Linked DNA regions of Homo sapiens: region 1 is linked to region 2. Evidence: chromatin loops called from intact Hi-C (ENCODE). Cell type or tissue: OCI-LY7. All regions are shown on one strand. Links, peaks and the distances in the headings refer to the core of each region. The heading gives the core; the rest is flanking DNA.

Region 1 (8,682 bases), core at 373-5,372, 470 kb before region 2:
CTAATTACAAACTTACATGTGAAAATTTACTAGTTGTTAGGTTAACTTTTCATGACAGCTTTTCACTTCTGTGCCCTCCTCCTCTAGGATAGCCCTGTCCAATAGTAACATGTTGTGAGCTGCCTGTGTAATTTTAAATTTTCTAGTATCCACATTAAAAAAGTAAAAAGAATCAAGTGAAAATTAATTTAATAATATATTTTCTTTTATCCAATATATCTAAAATATAATCTCAACATGCACTCAAGTTAAAAAATTAATATTTTAATTTTTTCTTACTAAATTTTTTATTTAAATTATTAGAAGTTTCTTACAAACTTCAAACATTAATTTTCTCCTCTTTGCAGCTTTTCTCTTAATTTTCTCTTCTTTGAGGTATAATTGAGAAATAAAAATTGCATATATTCAAGATGTTCAACATGATGTTTTCATATATGTTGTAAAATACCTTGTGAAATGATTATCACAGTCAAGCTAATTAACATATCCATTACCTCATTTAGTTACCTCTGTGTGTATGTATGTGTGTGCTAAGAATACCTAGGATCTACCCTCTTAGCAAATTTCAAGTATACAATACATTATTAATAACTATAGTCACTGTACTGTATATTAAGTCTTATAACTGCAAGAGTGTACCCTTTGACCAACGTCTCAATATTTTCATACTAAATCTTTAAAATTCATGTGTATTTTACACTTGCAGCACATTTCATTTCAGACTAGCTGCATTTCAGGTGCTCAGTAGCCACATGTGGCTGGAGACAGCTTAGCTCTAAAATCACACATCATCATGAGAAACCCTAAGAGAGTACCCAGATTATTAGGTGTGTACCACCACTTCTTCACCCCACTGAACCAAACTCCAACACCAAAGGATTTTAATTGCAGTTTACCCAAAGAAATCAGAACAGAGAACCTATATGAAAGGTAACCCTTACAGCAAAATAGAACAGGTTACATAATCAAACAGCAATTAGTTCCTTGAATTAGTTAATTGAATTGGAATATGTTGAATTATAATTCAAACAAGTCAAAGTAAAGCTGCTGCACTGGGGAAGCACAAAGATAAGGAAATGTTTCTGAAACAAAATTTCAAGTCTTCCCTTTCTTTATGAATCTTTTATTTCTATATTCCCCCAAAATAAACCATATACATATTATTTATAATATATTATAAATTATAAAATATAATACACATTATAGATAATTATATATTATATGTATTATACATATATTATTATATATTATACATATACATATTAATACATTGTATATATTATAAATTATATTACTATATATTATATGTATTATTCATATATTATTATATATTATATGTATACATATTAATACATTGTATATATTATAAATTATATTACTATATGTTATAATATATATTATGCACATTATAAATAATATGTGTATATATTTATAATGATGACTGCTGCTTTTGTTAGACACTGTTTGGAGTTTCTCAGCAACTAGTGCAGTGTGTATCTCTCAGGTGCCCGCCATGCCAGATCTCTCATGTCTAGCCTTCAAGGGTGTCATCCCTTCTTCTGACCCTCTCATTTCTTCTCCTTGCAGTTTAGTCCAGAAATACATGTATTTGACTGGATACCCTTGACTAACAGAGTCATTTCTAATAAATAATGGAAATGACATAAAGGGGAAGCTCACAAATAGAAACAGTCTCTTATTCCAGAACACTTGCTCTTCTCCACCCCTCACTCAGACAAAATTCTGATTACTGTATAGGTACCAGCAACCCAGTCTCTGGCAGGGGAAGGATAGGGGAAGGACATCTTGAATATATGCAATTTTTATTTCTCAATTATACCTCAAAGAAGAGAAAATTAAGAGAAAAGCTGCAAAGAGGAGAAAATTAATGTTTGAAGTTTGTAAGAACTTCAAATGAGCCCATTTTCAGTTATTACTGCTGGCTTACTGAGAAACATCTAATGTACACCAGTCATTCTTTACTATAAAGCCATTGCTCAGAAAGGACCCTTATTATTCAACTTGGAAAATGGACAGAGAGGAAGGAAGAGGGACGGATGGGTTATTGGAGGAGTCAAGATGGACTTTAAGTTTACTAATGAGACTCTGAAGATTCTTAAGACCCTAGTAAGAAGGTCAGCAATCTATGAAGCCTAGCTGGATAGATGTTGCAATCTTCACACTTCACACTTCAAAACAGCTAAACCTTCAAGGCTAAACATTTTTAGGAATAGTGCCTCTTGTTTTATTTTTCAGGTATTCAAACTCGTGTCCTTGATGTCACAAAGAAGAAACAAATTGATCAGTTTGCCAATGAAGTTGAGAGACTTGATGTTCTCTTTAATGTTGCTGGGTAATTCATAACTTTTTAGTTTCACTTTCCTTACAGAAAGTTTTCTATGACTTTCATTCAAAGAATTTTCATAATGTGGCAAAATCATTCATTGTGAACCATGACATATTCCTTGGGAAATATGGCTAGATTTTACACAGCATTTTCATTACACATAAAATTCAGCAGGTAAGACAGCCTTAGAGTTTGACATGATCTGGGGCAAATGAGGTCTACTCAAGACAGATGGTACTGATACAAAGCTGTATTATGTGTTACAATGTATGGAAGTTAAATTAAAGCAATAATTTCTGATCATCTATTTTATAAATAGTCTTCCATCCTCATGTAAGAATACACCCAGAAACATGAAACAAATAGTTAGCAAAGTTAGTTTCTGAGCATCTATTAAATTTTCAGCCATGTAGGGGATGTAGAAATAATCATGTGGTTCCTGCTGTCATGAAACTGACATTCTGACTGAAATAGCAGAGCTTTGGTACATGGAAGTCACAGCCAACAATATTTTATAATGAATTACATAATTTGGGTCCAGAGGACCAAATCAGTAAGGGTTCCAGTGTTTTGGAAGCTTCCCTCAGAAAACGTAACTTGAAAAATAGTGAAAGCTACTTTACGGGTTTGTTTTGTTCTGCCTTAACGTCTCTCTTACAACAAACTAACATCTCTCAGTATGTTAGAACACTAGCAGTATCACTTTGCTGCTCTGAGATGTTCAGACACTTGTTTTCCTTGCAATTTTGATTTCCCTTGAGAATTCTAAATCTGTGCCACCTGAGGGCACTGTTGCTCTTGAAATAGGAATCACATAGGCAAATAGGGCAGATGTTTTTTCTCTCTCTCTTTTTTTTTTCTGAAACAGGGTTTGTCTTGGTTCCCCAGGCTAGAGGGCAGTGGAATGATCATAGCTCACTGCATCCTAAAACTCCTGGGCTCAAGTGGTCCTCTTGCCTCAGCCTTCAAAGTAGCTGAGGCTGCAGGTGTGTGCTACCATGCCTAGCCCTGTTCGCCTTTATTTGTTGTTTGTTTTTAATGGCATTGATGTTTCCAGCACAATTAATATAAAGCTTCTTATGTTCGGTGACCATACTTTTGTTTGGAAAACAAGGATCTTGTTTTCAGATGACATTTCTAGCTTAAGTTGTTGGGATTCTTACTAATATAATATACTAAGTGATACTATGAATTGTTTAAAGTCTTGATAAGGGAAAGAGACAGTGGTCTAAGTCACTAAGTGACAATAAAAATAATCAGCAGATGGAATAGAAAAATTTTAATGGCAGTTATTCTTCCATTGTTTAATCACTCTTCTAGTTTTGTCCATCATGGAACTGTCCTGGATTGTGAGGAGAAAGACTGGGACTTCTCGATGAATCTCAATGTGCGCAGCATGTACCTGATGATCAAGGCATTCCTTCCTAAAGTAAGACCACCACCACCACCACCAGGATAAGCACCACATTAGGTCTCTGTACTGGGCACACAGAAGGGATTCCCACATGTGCTGAAGAGTGATAATAACTAACACAATGATTAACTTGCATTGAACATTTATATCAAGGCATTTCACATAAATTAATCTATTTAACCTTCCAGCTCATCCACTCAAGGAATATTTATTAAGCACTTTCCACATGCCAGGCTCCATTCTAGGCACAGAAGACACATAAGTGAACTAAACAAAGTGCCTTCTATAAGGCAGGTTCCATTATTGGGGGTGAGATGGGACAATTAGTAATCAAATAGACATAGAATATGTGGCGTGGTTTTAAATATAATGAAGAGAAAGAAGCTAGGATATCAATGCGGCCCCTCTGGACTCCACCGCAAAGGTGAAACTGGCATAGCAGTCCAAGAAGTGAGACAGCTGATCATTCAGGTACCTTGGGAGATGATTCCAGGCAGAGGTAACAGCAGGGAGGCACACGAGACTGGAATGATCGTATGAGGTAGATACTATTATCTCATCCATTGTTCAGAAGATGAAACTGAGAGTTCAGACAACTTGCTCAAGGTCACCCAACTAGCACATGGTTAGAACCAAGATTTGAAGCCTGGACGTTGAGCCCCTTCGTGAATTTCAGTCTAGGCTCACACTCTCAAGAGGGATGTACCCCATTGCTTTTCTCTGCCCTGAAGCTTCTCCCTTCGCTCTTGTTTTGATCTGAACCACAGTGGTACTGGGCAGGTGAGAGACAGTGTGTGCTCAAGACAGCATTCCTCCTTGAATTCTCAAGCCTTCACACAACGCATCAATGTTTAAAATTTTATTTTATAAACTAGCATTAAGTACCTCTTGGTATAAATCACTATATAAAGTGTTCTAGGGGAGTATAAACATGAGCAGCGTACATCCCTGATTTCAAATGAGCTTATAAACCAGTAGTAGCAGACAGTGCAGGCTGAGACAATGAAAGGGGTTGACTGGGTACAGAGCCAGCTCAACTCAAGGTTGTAAATTGAACCTAGTGAAATGCAGAAGAACAACTTTTCCCTTCCATCCCAGCTGGATTTGATGTCCTGTCCATGTCTGGGCAGGAGAAGAGCTTTGTTAATGGCACAGCAGGGCTGATATTCTACTCTGAATATTCAACCTAATGTTAAGAAGGTTCCAGATGAACATTAACAGGAAAATTAGAGAAACTGACTTAGTAATGAAGGGACTTTGAAAAATCTACTTGTTTAGTGCTTAGAAGGGATTTTTGGGTGGGTCCACAGAATGTTGAACTAGCAAATTTTTATAACAAATTGTTTTTTTTAATGTAAGTTGATTTTTTAGCCTATTTGGAGTTTATGAGAAACTATAGTATTTGGAACACGAATGTATTTTTGAAGACAGATCCTTTGCATAGGTTACAGGGGTAGAGCAGAGACTGTGGTATAGGAGGAAAGCTTAGGTCATCGTGGGTAAGACTGTTGCACATGCATGAGACTCATTTGCAAAACCAGGCTCTAAAATGCTTTACAAATTTTAGTAAAGGAAGTAGGTGTGGAGTACAGTGGAGCTGAAATGTAAACTTGTGTTAATTTTTAAAATATACAAACATTAACTTGCAAACTAGTGAGTTTGCTTGTGATTTACAATATCTTAACAATTATCCATGTGGGCCAAAAACACAGATTTGTTTAAAAAAAAATCCCAAGAGATGTTAATGGCAGGAATATGGTATTAGTGCCTCTTGTTTAAAGTGACCTTGACAAAATCGAATCCTGGTCTTGGACTCTATCATCAGAAGTCCTTAGGTGCAGTCTGCGCCCTGCCCCTAATTGGCCATGTGCCATAGAGATGGCACTTGTACCCTCTCAGTACATATTTCTTTTAGCTAAAAAATGAGGATGATAGGTTACACAATCACTTCCAGCCATAATTATCTATGATCCTCTGTATCATTAACTATGACACACATATCCCATGTTAGAACTTTCCAGGGGAAGCTAGGATTTGGAGTCTAGGCAGCTCTGGAAGGTCAGCTGGTCAGAACATAGGAACACTCATAGGAAATTTTTATTCATGGATAGATACACAGGAAAGCATTCCAAGACTGGAAGATCAGTCAAAAGGCAGAGAACAAGTTGAAAATACTTTAAGAAGAGGTCAATGCAGAATCCAGGCTCCACCAGAAGAGAAGATCCATTAGGGCAAAGATTTGGGGATATCTTTGTTATTTGGGTTGGTTTGTTTGCTTGCTTTTTTCCCCCACCTTGCTGTGTCTTAGAAGAGTCTTCAGCGTATAGAGGTGCTCCACAAACATTTGTCAAATAAATAAATGAATCAAGGTTGTTAGTCCAGCAGGAACCACTGGAGACCCAAGTGGCCAGGTTCCACCAGGGTTAGGGGCTGAGCTCTGGCCAATGGAGACAGAAGGGCTGGGTCAGAGTAAGACTAACTAGATACAGCTCCAGGGACTCTTAAGGGGTATTTCTAGCCCCTACCTAAGCTTCTGGGAGGTCAATCCTAGATAGCAGTACTATGTACCAGGCACTTGACTTTATAGTCATGCCTGCCAGAGAAGGCTATTGCATGGGGAGCCAGGGAGAGCCTGACACCATGACGACAGCTCCTGACCTGGACTGGGAAGGCAGCATGGGAACAGGTACTGACTAGGGGCTCTAGAAGCAGCAGAGGGACCTCGGTTGAACTTGGTTGAATGGATAGTGCAAGTGTTAGGGGGCAGCACTAATGTAATGTCTCTTAGGTGGCTTTATTCTAAGGTTTTGCCTGAGATAATATTGCATTTCTAGAGAGGACTAGAGATTGAACCTACATAATAACCCATCTTTATGTATTAAATTGGGGTATATGTATTCTATATGTATTTTAAATGGGGAATGCTATTTGCTAAATTGGATAAGAAAGAACAATTTTAAGGCTTACTTTTCAACACCATTACACTTGACCAACATTCTTGACACTTTTTATGAGAACCCCATTTCATTATGATCCTCTTTATTATATAAAACACACAATTAAGTTAAACATTATTTTTTCCCCTGCTGTCTTCCTTAGCTTGGTTGGGTTACAGTCAGCCTCTCCTTGTATCCACTTACTCCATTCAGCATAGTGCCTTGGGGTTAGTTTAGATTCTGTTTTTAGGGGCAATTAGTAGCTAAATCTCAGAACAAAGTCAGAAGAATATCCTAAGAAATCAATCATCTTGGCCACACCAATCCTGGATCCATTCAATTATTTACTTTTTCCTTTCCTACACCTCTTTTTCTAAAAGCTGCTAAAGAAACTCGTCCCAACAGAAGTCATTTTTTTTCTCTGGCCCTTTACACTGCCTATTGAGACTTCTATGTACATGTTATAATTAGTAAAGTTTGAAAACATTTTTAAATTCATAGCAGTTTTCTTTATTATATATTTATTTAGCTATAGGACAGGGCCCAGCAATCTGTGTTTTAAACTAGCACCTCAGGAGATTCTGATTCATCAACATTTATTGACTGCCTACTGTGTACACTGTCTAGGAGGACAAAACAGCCAAAGACCCTCATCTTAATAAATTCACACTTTAGTGGGGGAATTCTGAAGAAGGTGTTCTTAGGAAACACTGCCCTAAATTGGTGAGGCCCACCATCCCTGCAGCAACCATCTACAAGGTCCTGCCCATCCTGCCTCAGCCCTCTCCTCCTCAGCTACCCATAGACATTTCTGCAGCTCCACCTTTATCACTCTTTCCTGAAGCCTGCATCAGCTTCCACTAGTCTCTGGGCACCACAGTAATCCTTGCAATCCCCAAGTCTGAACATGCCACTTCTCTGCTTTAAACCCTTCAGTGTCACTGCATCACCTTCAGGGTAAAACCCAGGTTCTAAATTCAGCCCTTGTTGACCTCTGCAGCCTCATTGCTTCCACACCCTGCATTCCAGCCAGACCCAGCCCCTCCTCCCAGTTCCCGATGGAACCTTTATACCTGTGTACCCACTCCTCAAAACATCCTTTTCTTTTATTTTTCTGACTAATACTCTAGTGTTCAAAATTCAGCCCATATCCTTCCTTCTCAGGAGGTCCCCTCTGAGTGTCGCCCAGCCTGAATTGCTCCCTTTCTGCCCTCACCCTGCTGTTAGATCTCTGTGGAGGTCTCTGCTGTGGCTGGATGTGGATTATGTGAGCCACTCTAACCAGACTGGTTGCCTCCTGTAGGCAGTAATCTCCTGGACCTAGCACAATACCTGGCCTCAGTAGGTATTCAAAAATTATGTGTTGAATGGAGTAAGTTTCCCAACATCAGTAACACACAATAACAACATTTATTCACATTTCATTTAAGTCAGCATTCACTCGTAGTCTTGCTGACATTCTTGTACCATGGGAAGGTGGTAATCCCCCTGGGAAATGCCAGTGAGTGCAGTCACATTGCCATCATTTCCCAGCAATAGTTGATGAGGTGTTTTGGGTTCACTGTTAAGACTGCTTAATAGTGCTTAATGTGACTAGCTAATACAGTAATTAAATTCATTCTGCAAACCCTAAGAAAATGCAAATCTTTTTAAAAGGTAGTATTTTAGCCCACAAAGTGGATTTTTTTTTTTTTGTATTTGTTTTGTTTTGGCAGATGCTTGCTCAGAAATCTGGCAATATTATCAACATGTCTTCTGTGGCTTCCAGCGTCAAAGGTGGGTCTGTCTCCTTCCGAGGACTGCGATGCTCATACACGCACATCATTAAGAGCTCTGCGTTTGGGAACAGGCATAGCAGAGATTATAATTTCAAGTATTGAAATGATTTCAAAACTGCTTTTTTCAAAATTGGTATTAAGTTCCTTAACCACAGATCTTTTGCTCTCGATGTGAGCCAGTGGTAAAATTAAATTAAAATGTGGGGT
Region 2 (8,682 bases), core at 2,475-7,474:
TCCAGGTACTGAAGCTTCTGACTGTGTGTCCTTGGGCAACAATTCAACCTTTTGAACTGTGGTTTCCACCTCTGTAAAATGGAGCTAATGATCCCTCACCTTCAAAGGTAGGTGTGAGGACTTAACAAATAGGGTCTGGAACAAATTAAAATGCTAAGTAAATGGTGATTGTACTTTTAACATCACATTCATTATCATCCAGTTAGTACAGAAAGCAATAGTAAAAATGAAGTGAAGAGAGGCAAATGGTAAGTAAGTTCTTCAGCAAATTCTTTCTGAAAATAATACCAGAAAAGAATAATTTGTAAGGGAAGAATAAATTAAAGGACATAAATATATGCTGACAACAACTTCTAAAAGAAAAGAAATGTGCCGTATACATATTATTCCTATTAAGGAATAATAGTAGCCAAAACATTCTTCCGCAGTTCTTGTGTGGCAGCACAGTTAGTCATTTTTACTGTTTTCATAGATTTATCTTGCCATGCAGGAATACAGTCTGATGCACTTACTCTTGACTTTGAGTTTCTGATAGGGTTTTTCTGTTAGTGGTTGTATTTGTCCATTCTTGCATTGCTGTACCTGAGACTGGGTAATTTATAAGGAAAAGCGGTTTAATTGGCTCACAGTTCTGCAGGTTGTACAGGAAGCATCGCACCGGGCATCTGCTTGGCTTCTGATGAAGCCTTAGAAAGTTTACAGTCAGGGCAGAAGGCGAAGCAGCGACAAGCATGTCATATGGCGAAAGCAGGAGCAAGCGAGAGAGAGTGGGTGGGAGGTGCCGCACACTTTTAAACCACCAGATCGCCTGTGAACTCAGAGCAAGAGCTCATTTATCACCAAGGGGATCCGTGCCTATGATCCGGACACCTTCCACCAGGCCCCGCTTTCAACATTGGAGATTACGTTTCAACATGACATTTGGATGGGGACATATATCTAAACCATATCCTTAGTTGTGTGAACAATAGGATAAAAAGACCAGAACCAGGTCTTACTGTCATATGCTCTTGCAAAGCACATTCCAGAGAGAGTGGGATGAAGAGAGGTCAGTTCCCAGGATTATATCTTCCCATTTCAGAACAGAGAGAACAATAAAAATCATAATTTTCTCATTCACATTCACGATAACTCTTCTTATTCTCTTTTTTTCCTTACTTCACTTTTCATTGTGAGACATTTTCACACCATGAGAAGTCACTTGGAAAATAAATAGAAAGATTTTGTTCTCTGTTGGAATGAAGGTGAACTGGAGTGCAGGAGAAATAAAGATATGTTTCCCTAACATTCCTAAAGTGACAAAGACCTGAGATAGAAAGAATATTCTCTTGGGCTACCTCTGGCTCTCAGATATGAAACTTATTCCCCAGCTTGGTAAGATTTAGGGAGAAAAGCAGGTAGGCATTGTCTGTGTGGGAAATTCAAAGCATTTGAAAACATCCCCAGAGTCTGCCTTGACTGAATGCAATCTTATTAATTCAATAAGCACATGCAATTAAAAGGGTTATGCAGAAAAGACAGTAATATTTTCAAGTGAATGGGAGAATTCTTGTTTTCTAATTGATTTATCAGAGGCATGAACCAGAGTAGCATACAAAACCTTAAAATCACTGGCAAAACCGGTGTTGTCTTAAGACATGTTTATATTCTGCCCCTAGACACTGTTTAACTTAAGGATTTATTCATTCATTTATCAAGCATGTACTGCAGACCACTCTGGGCAGGTATTGTCCTTGTCACTGGGGGTATGGCAATGAAAAAGGCAGACAAGTCCTAGTTCTCATGGATCATTAAACCAGCGAACGAGGCAATTCCAGCTGGCGATAAGTCCTTAAGGTTAATGTGATGGCGACAGGGGAGCAATGTTAGATAAGGCACCATCTTGTTCAATACTTCAGGGAAGCTTTTTGGAAAGTATATGGTAAAAAATAAGTGAAAAAATTTCAGTTGAGAAATGAGTCTTTAAAGACCTTCATTGTAATTAATACATAAGGAAAGAAAAGCACAAAATCAGCTGGTTATGTAGTTGGGGCTCTGAGCCTGTGATCTACAAGCTGGGGGTGAACTAACCTGCCAAGACATCTTTAAGTCCTTGTGTGGGGCCAAACAGTGAATGAACTTAGCAAAGATAAGACCAATGCATCACTGTTTCGTGTTTTATAAATATCTCTCCTTATAAATATCTCTCCTTATTTCTGTAGACACGGGTTACTGAATCCTGCCATGAAAGAAAAGTTTGCTTAACCCCTTAGGTTGGTCTCTGTCTTTAAACAAGATTTATTGAGCTCCCCTGTGTGCCACATCATGCTATGCAGTGATCAAGTACACATGATTATAGTAACACCTAAGTTACCTACAACTCTCAGGAAATGAGACATTCTGGCTCACGAAAATTTCTGTTTGAGAACTAGCACTCATCCCTGCCTCATAATTTAGGTGGGAACAACCCCCTTGTTCTGATTCTGTTCCTGTTACTTTTTGTTGGTTTTGTAAAATTTATTGGACCACTGCCAGTAGTTGGAGCAGACAGTGTTGGCTGGCCACCTCACAGCCAGATCTTCCTCCTCTCTGCTAATAGAGGTGGCCATGTCCAGCCTCAGAGACTGAATCATAATTTGTTATTCTAATCCTAGTCTCCATTGCCAGTGATTGATGTAGGGTTAGGCCCATGACACATTTCAAGAATGAATCATAAGTTGATGTCTAATGTGGGGTTTCTGGGGGAAGGTTTCCCTGCCTGATAAGGGATAGACCTGAGGCAAAACCCTCTGCTGTTGGGTAAAATTGAGAAGCTATTTGAGGGCCTGACACTTGGAGCTGCTGCAGCCTTTTTTTGGTGATCTTAAAGAAACATATTTGACAGGGGGTGTCAGAGATGTTTAGCTGCTAAATTAACCCTGCAACCATCTAACTGTGGTCTTATTATAATGTGGTAAAAAATAAAGGCTTAATTGTTTAATCTTGTAGTCAGGTGTTCTGATTTTACAACCCAAAGCATCCTAATTGATACAGCAGTTAAAGGTGTGGGCGTTGAAATCGGACTTACTTGTGTTTCAGTCCCAGATCCACCAGTAGCAGGCTGTTCTTCATTGGATACAGGCTACTGAGTCTTTCTGTGCCTTAGTTTCTTTAAACATGGGAACAATAACAACAGTATCTGCTTCATAGGTTAATTGTGAGGTATAAAGGAGATAATGCACAGATTATTGATAGCACATGATAACTATCCACCAAATGTGAGCTATTACAATCATCATTGCCTCTGTGTGAAGCCATCAGAAGAAATCTAGGGAGGTGGGCAGAACTGAACGTGTGCAGGCATTGGGTGGTGGCTGTGAACAGCATCAGACAGGAGAGCTGGAGGTGTCGGGGGCAGCAGTGAGCCTGGGAGAGGAGCAGGTAGGACCTGGATCCCCCCGCACCCTGCCTTGTCATCCTGAAGATTTAGGTCATATTTGACCAGCAGGTCATGGTCTAGACTGTGTTTTAAAAAGTTGAATTACATGCTAACATTTAAAAAGGGAAAGATTCCATGTAAAATATCGATGTATCTATCGCTGATCTTGTAATGGTATTTTTTAAAGCCCTTATTTGTTTAGCCCACTTATAGTCAGGCATTCTCATTTTATCATTAAAAGCATCCTCGTGGATAAAGACATGGGTCTTTGAGGTCAAACATATCTGGGCCTTGGAGAGGGCAGTGTGGGCACCTGGGTGTCCTGTTGGGAGATGCGTCACCTACTTCCTTGTGCTGGGATGCTGCAGTGGCAGTGGTGCCTCTAGTGAGGAAGGCTGTTGGGGACATAATTTGCTGAAGTGGGCTGGGAGCGGTGACTCACGCCTGTAATCCCTGCACTTTGGGAGGCCGAGGCGGGTGGATCATCAGGTCAGGAGATCGAGACCATCCTGGCTAACAGGGTGAAACCTCGTCTCTACTAAAAATACAAAAAATTAGCCGTGCGTGGTGGCGGGCTCCTGTAGTCCCAGCTACTCGGGAGGCTGAGGCAGGAGAATGGCGTGAACCCGGGAGGCGGAGCTTGCAATGAGCCGAGATGGCGCCACTGCACTCCAGCCTGGGCGACAGAGCGAGACTCCATCTCAAAAAAAAAAAAAAAATTGCCAAAGTGGGTGAAGGAAGGGCCCCTGCTCTTTTACAATGAGCTCTCAAGCCAAAGTGGGTGACTGGCATGCTTCCCTACCCATATTTTTGGTATTGGAATGAAAAGATTTTTAACTAGTCAACTTACAAACATGAATGAAATTTTGCCTTGTCAAAGATCCAAATTGTGTGTGCATGCACGTGCGTGTGTAAGTGTGAAGACTGCATGTGGTGCAAGGGCTATGGGCTCATGCTCTGATACTGAACCTCCCGGTACTGGCCTTGGACCAATCACTTAACCTCTAAGCCTCAGTTTCCTTATCTTGAAGTTGAGATTAATGGTAATAACTATCTCACAGTGTTCCTGTGAGGATTAAATAAAATAAAGATATAAATGTAGTAAATGCAATAAATGTTGGTTTATCAATATCATCCCTCAAAGGATAAGGCTGGTGGTGGCTGAAGTGTTCAGGCCTAAGAATCTTTGATTCCGCTTGCTAAAAGGAAAGAGCAACTTAAGCCTTCTGTACTGAGGGAAAATAATCAACAGGCTTCATGAACTGAGTTGAAGGAGAAAAATCCAGGCAGAAAGCTGAAGAAATTTCTAATTCCTTTTTTTTGGTAAGGTTTTTCCAATTTTACAGAAGCAATAAAATAAAATAAAATAAAATAAAATAAAATAAAATAAAATAAAATAAAATAAAATTGAGTAGCAATAGGCAAGCCAGCTGTTGGATGATTGTGCAAAGTTCTGCTTCTTCCAGCAGAGGCCTCTTGTGCTCAGGAAATGAGGCTAGTGGTGTGCAGAAGGGACTGCCCTGGGCCAGGGTGCTGGCTTCCTGGAGGCTTCCCCAGAGTACAGGGCATTTGCTGCCTTCAGCGAGGCGAGGGGAGCCTAAGGAAACACTTGCAGGGCTGCTCCCCAAACCCCTCACCTTCTGGGCTTCAGGGAGTTGGATGCCAGTGCCCCAGAGGAATGCATGAATGTGAAAGTACCTTAAAGAAGGAAATAAAGAGAAAGAAAAGAAGGGAGGGATGAAGGGGGAAAGAGGTGGGAGAAAGAGAAAAAGAGAAAGAGAAAAAGAAAGAGAAAGAGAAGAGTTGAGAGAAAGAGACTAGGAGAGAAAGAGAAAGGAAAAAGGAAGGGAGAGAAGAAGAATGAGAGAGAAAAGGAAAGAAATGGTGAGAGAGAAAGAGAAAGGAAGAGAGAGAGAAAAGAGAGAAAGAGAAAGCGGAGGGGAGAGAGAAAAGTAGAAGGGAGAGAAAGGAAGACAATGAGAAAAGGAGAGAAAGGAAAGGAGAGAGAAGAGATAGACACAGGGAGAGAGAAAGGGAGAAAGAGGAAGGAGGGAGGTGAGGAGGAAGGGTGGAAGGAGAAAGAAGGAACCCAAAGGGCGTCTCTGTTTGCTGAGCTCTGGTTTCTTCCATGGATCCAGGGCTAATAAAGGCTGAGCACCAGCATAGCTGGATCACAAGGTTCAGATCCACAGAGCAAATTTGTCTACTTTCTGCCTGTCTTTTGGTTACAGACAGGTCCCAGACTTAACAATGGTTTGACTTACGATTTTATGACTTTTTGACTTTATGATGGGTTTATCAAGGTATTAAGTGCACTTTTGACTTATAATGGGTTTATCAGGACATAACCCCATTGTAAGTGGAGAAGCATGTGTATTTCATTTCCATCCACTGTTGCTACCTTGGCAAAAGTGTGGCATATAAATGCTTTTTAATTCAAATTTACTTACTATGGATCTATGAAAACTTGGTACCAAGCCTCCTGAATAGATGATTGACAGAGGAGAAGTCAGATGAGCTATTTAAAGGCTTAGTAACAAAACAATCAGGAAAGGGCCAAAACTGTGAGCTATGGGCGTGATTTGGGGAAAGGAATTACATTCTGCTGGTGGAGGGACCAAAATCGTCCTTGGCCCACACGCTGTGTGCATATGTTGCTCATCATTCAAGATGTGCATTTGGCTAGGCAGTAAAGGAAGGCGGGGCCAAATGGTGGCTTTGACCTTCCCAGATCAAAACTGGGATGGAGAAGAATGCTAAGGACTGCTTGCATCAATCAGGCCTGAGAGGTTTGCTCATCTGTGAGCATATATGCACTTCCTGAGCATATATGGTCTCCATATACTGGGGAGGTAAAATTCCCCCTGCTACTGTGGTCGCTGGCAGCAGTGGTGGAGGGGCAGGAGCTTCAGGACCTAAAGGAAGAGAACAAGAATGTTGCTTTTTGGCAGCCCTGCTCCTGTAGCAGGACCTGTCTGTGGGATTACGATGGGTCTTTACGGGGATGTCATTTCTGATCCCTTTGGCCTCCCTAGGCCAGGCTTTGCTTCAGCTGGGAGGCAGGATTCTGCATTAATGTGGGTGGCCCATGGATAGCTTTTTGGGGGTCCTGGCTTGAATTGTTGAGGGAAGGTGAAGGGACACAAAGAAGTGGCAGAAAGAAGCAAGTGGTGGAGAAAAAAAGCTTCTGAGGGCCCCAAAGCAAAAGGAGTGGGGCTGGAAGGAGTGGGTAGGAGGAAGAAAGTCAGCATGGACTCAAGGCCTCTTCCTGGGCCTGTTCTTGGGGACCGGTGCCAAGCATCATGTGTGCTGGAGCTGAGTTCATTTGTTGAGGGAATGCTGGCTTCCTGCTGTTTGGCCACCCTTGGATAATACTTCAGAGCCCCCTGTTGGCAAGCTTCTTCCCTTTCCTGGGCATGACCCACCCCTTTGAAACAGTTGTGTGTTCCGTGACGCACTGCTGCAGCGTGAAGCCAAGGAGCACAGTATGGGGATTGAAGACTGAGTCCCGGCCCAGCCTTTGCTCTTTACATTAGACCAGGGGCCTTCCAGCACATCAGCAACTCTGTCCTGTGGACAATGGCAGGAATTCAAACCCCTCCCTGTTCACCTCTCAGGCTGCTATGACAGTCAGTACTTGAAAATATTTTCTAAATGAAAACATTTACATTTAAAGTTTTTTATTTTGCGAATTTTTTTCAAAATTACAGAAAAAAATTATTTCAAAAGACTTTTGAACATTTGCATTTGAATAAGGTGATAAAAAGGGATGCTGGAAATGTAAAAAAAAAAAAAACCCACGACATGAAGTTTTTCATTCAATTTTTTAAAGCCAAAAAATAAGTTGTGCATTATTGCTTTAGGAAAAGGAAAAAGGGAACTGCGAAACAGTTTTGAAATGAAGAAAATATCGATCTCTTTTCGCCAGGGAACAGACCTAGTAACCTGGTTGTCTGCTACTGGGCATCGACTTACAGCCTTCCCTGATCTGATGTGTCCCCAACATAGTCCTCAGGGTTCCATCTCACTATCTTCATCACCAGCTCTGCTTCCTGGATCCCAAGAAGGAATCCTGGGAGAAAAGTTTTCAAGAATTTGTTTCATCTGCTATCCTTCTGGCCTGAAGAGAATATTATTTCCACAAGAACCAATTTCTGCTCCTTTCCAATTTATCTGAGAAAATGGGAGCCAAGGTCTTTCCAGCTTTCTGCAGAACACAACTAAGATAAACTTGCTTGTCCCTTTCTTTTGGGTAGGATCTTAAAGGGCCAGGGCCTCTTGAACGCTAACTGTGGTGTCTACAAGCCCAGGACTTCTTGTGCAGCGTTTAAGGAACTACGGAGCATAGAGGTTGGAGAGCAGAGATCTCTGTGAATCAGTGCGAGGGCAACAAGATATAGCTGCTATACCTCTTCCCCAGCCTACCTGCCCTCATATCCTTGATCATCTCTGAGGATTTCCTTAAGAAAAACTGTGACTTTGTGCTTACAATGCAATCTTCATGCTTAATCCTACGAAATGATCTTGCCTTTAGTGATGGCCATTTACCATGATTGCAGGTGACTTTCAGAGTGAATATCTGCATACAAGTTGCAACTAGAAAGAACCTTATGGCTCAGCCTCCCTCAGTGAAGGGATTATTACCTGTGCCAAAGGCTGTGACCTGTTCCAAAATCAACAGCTCTCTTAATACTGGGAACAGAAGTAGACCACCCTTCTATCTTCACTGCTCTTAGTGTGACCAAGGGACTGAAGTTTTTCTCCAGCACAACATGAGAGGAGGTGACACATTCAAAACTCCCTCACATACTTCTCTCAACATTTTTCTCCTGGCTGACTGGGGCTATCGCCCCTAGCAAGACCTTAGGAGCCAAGCGTTGGAGGAAGAATGACTGTCAGCCTGGATCCATGTGTGGCTAAGTGGAAGAGAGACACTACTCACCCCTGACCCTGCTGCAGTGTTGTTACTGGAGTCAAGTGATCCTGCAGTCATGCCTCTCATGTGTCTCAGTTTCCCCATGACCACCCATTGTAGTGCCTGGCAAGCAACAGATGCCCAAGAAATCTTGATTGAACACATATCTTTATTCTTTGAAGACTCTTGTGATAGTTCAATGAAATAATCACTTTGGAAAGAGGTATCAACGTGGAAAAGCTAGTTGACAGAAGTAAGATGATGCTATCTCAGCCCCTTCCTCCCTTTCATCTTAAGAAGCTTGAACAACTTGTGGAACTATTCATTTGTCCAGGGTAACAGAAAAAGGCTATTGTGGACATAATGAAAT

The links. A loop is a pair of places that touch in the nucleus more often than their neighbours do. Peaks named below come from ENCODE experiments on the same cell type or tissue, not always from the same donor. Only the 100,000 strongest peaks of a DNase experiment are listed, where the experiment ranks them.
Region 1: it touches region 2 in a loop (5-fold over the local background); 74 of 110 quality-filtered maps call a loop at or near these places.

Annotation. Positions count from the first base shown.
Region 1 is chr4:103,086,271-103,094,952 of GRCh38, reverse strand. It overlaps BDH2 (3-hydroxybutyrate dehydrogenase 2), which reads left to right. Exons shown (of 10, transcript NM_020139.4): 4 at 2,257-2,353; 5 at 3,668-3,776; 6 at 8,413-8,473. Among named protein-coding and RNA genes, the nearest start is that of BDH2, 9.2 kb to the left of the region's middle. In OCI-LY7, for the core only: CTCF peaks have their summits at 2,922 and 3,131 (motif pointing right); a DNase peak (open chromatin) is centred at 3,142; H3K4me3 peaks cover 680 bases; H3K27ac peaks cover 544 bases.
Region 2 is chr4:102,621,962-102,630,643 of GRCh38, reverse strand. No RefSeq gene overlaps it. Among named protein-coding and RNA genes, the nearest start is that of NFKB1-AS1, 120 kb to the right of the region's middle. In OCI-LY7, for the core only: CTCF peaks have their summits at 4,669, 4,871 and 6,782 (motif pointing left); a DNase peak (open chromatin) is centred at 4,903.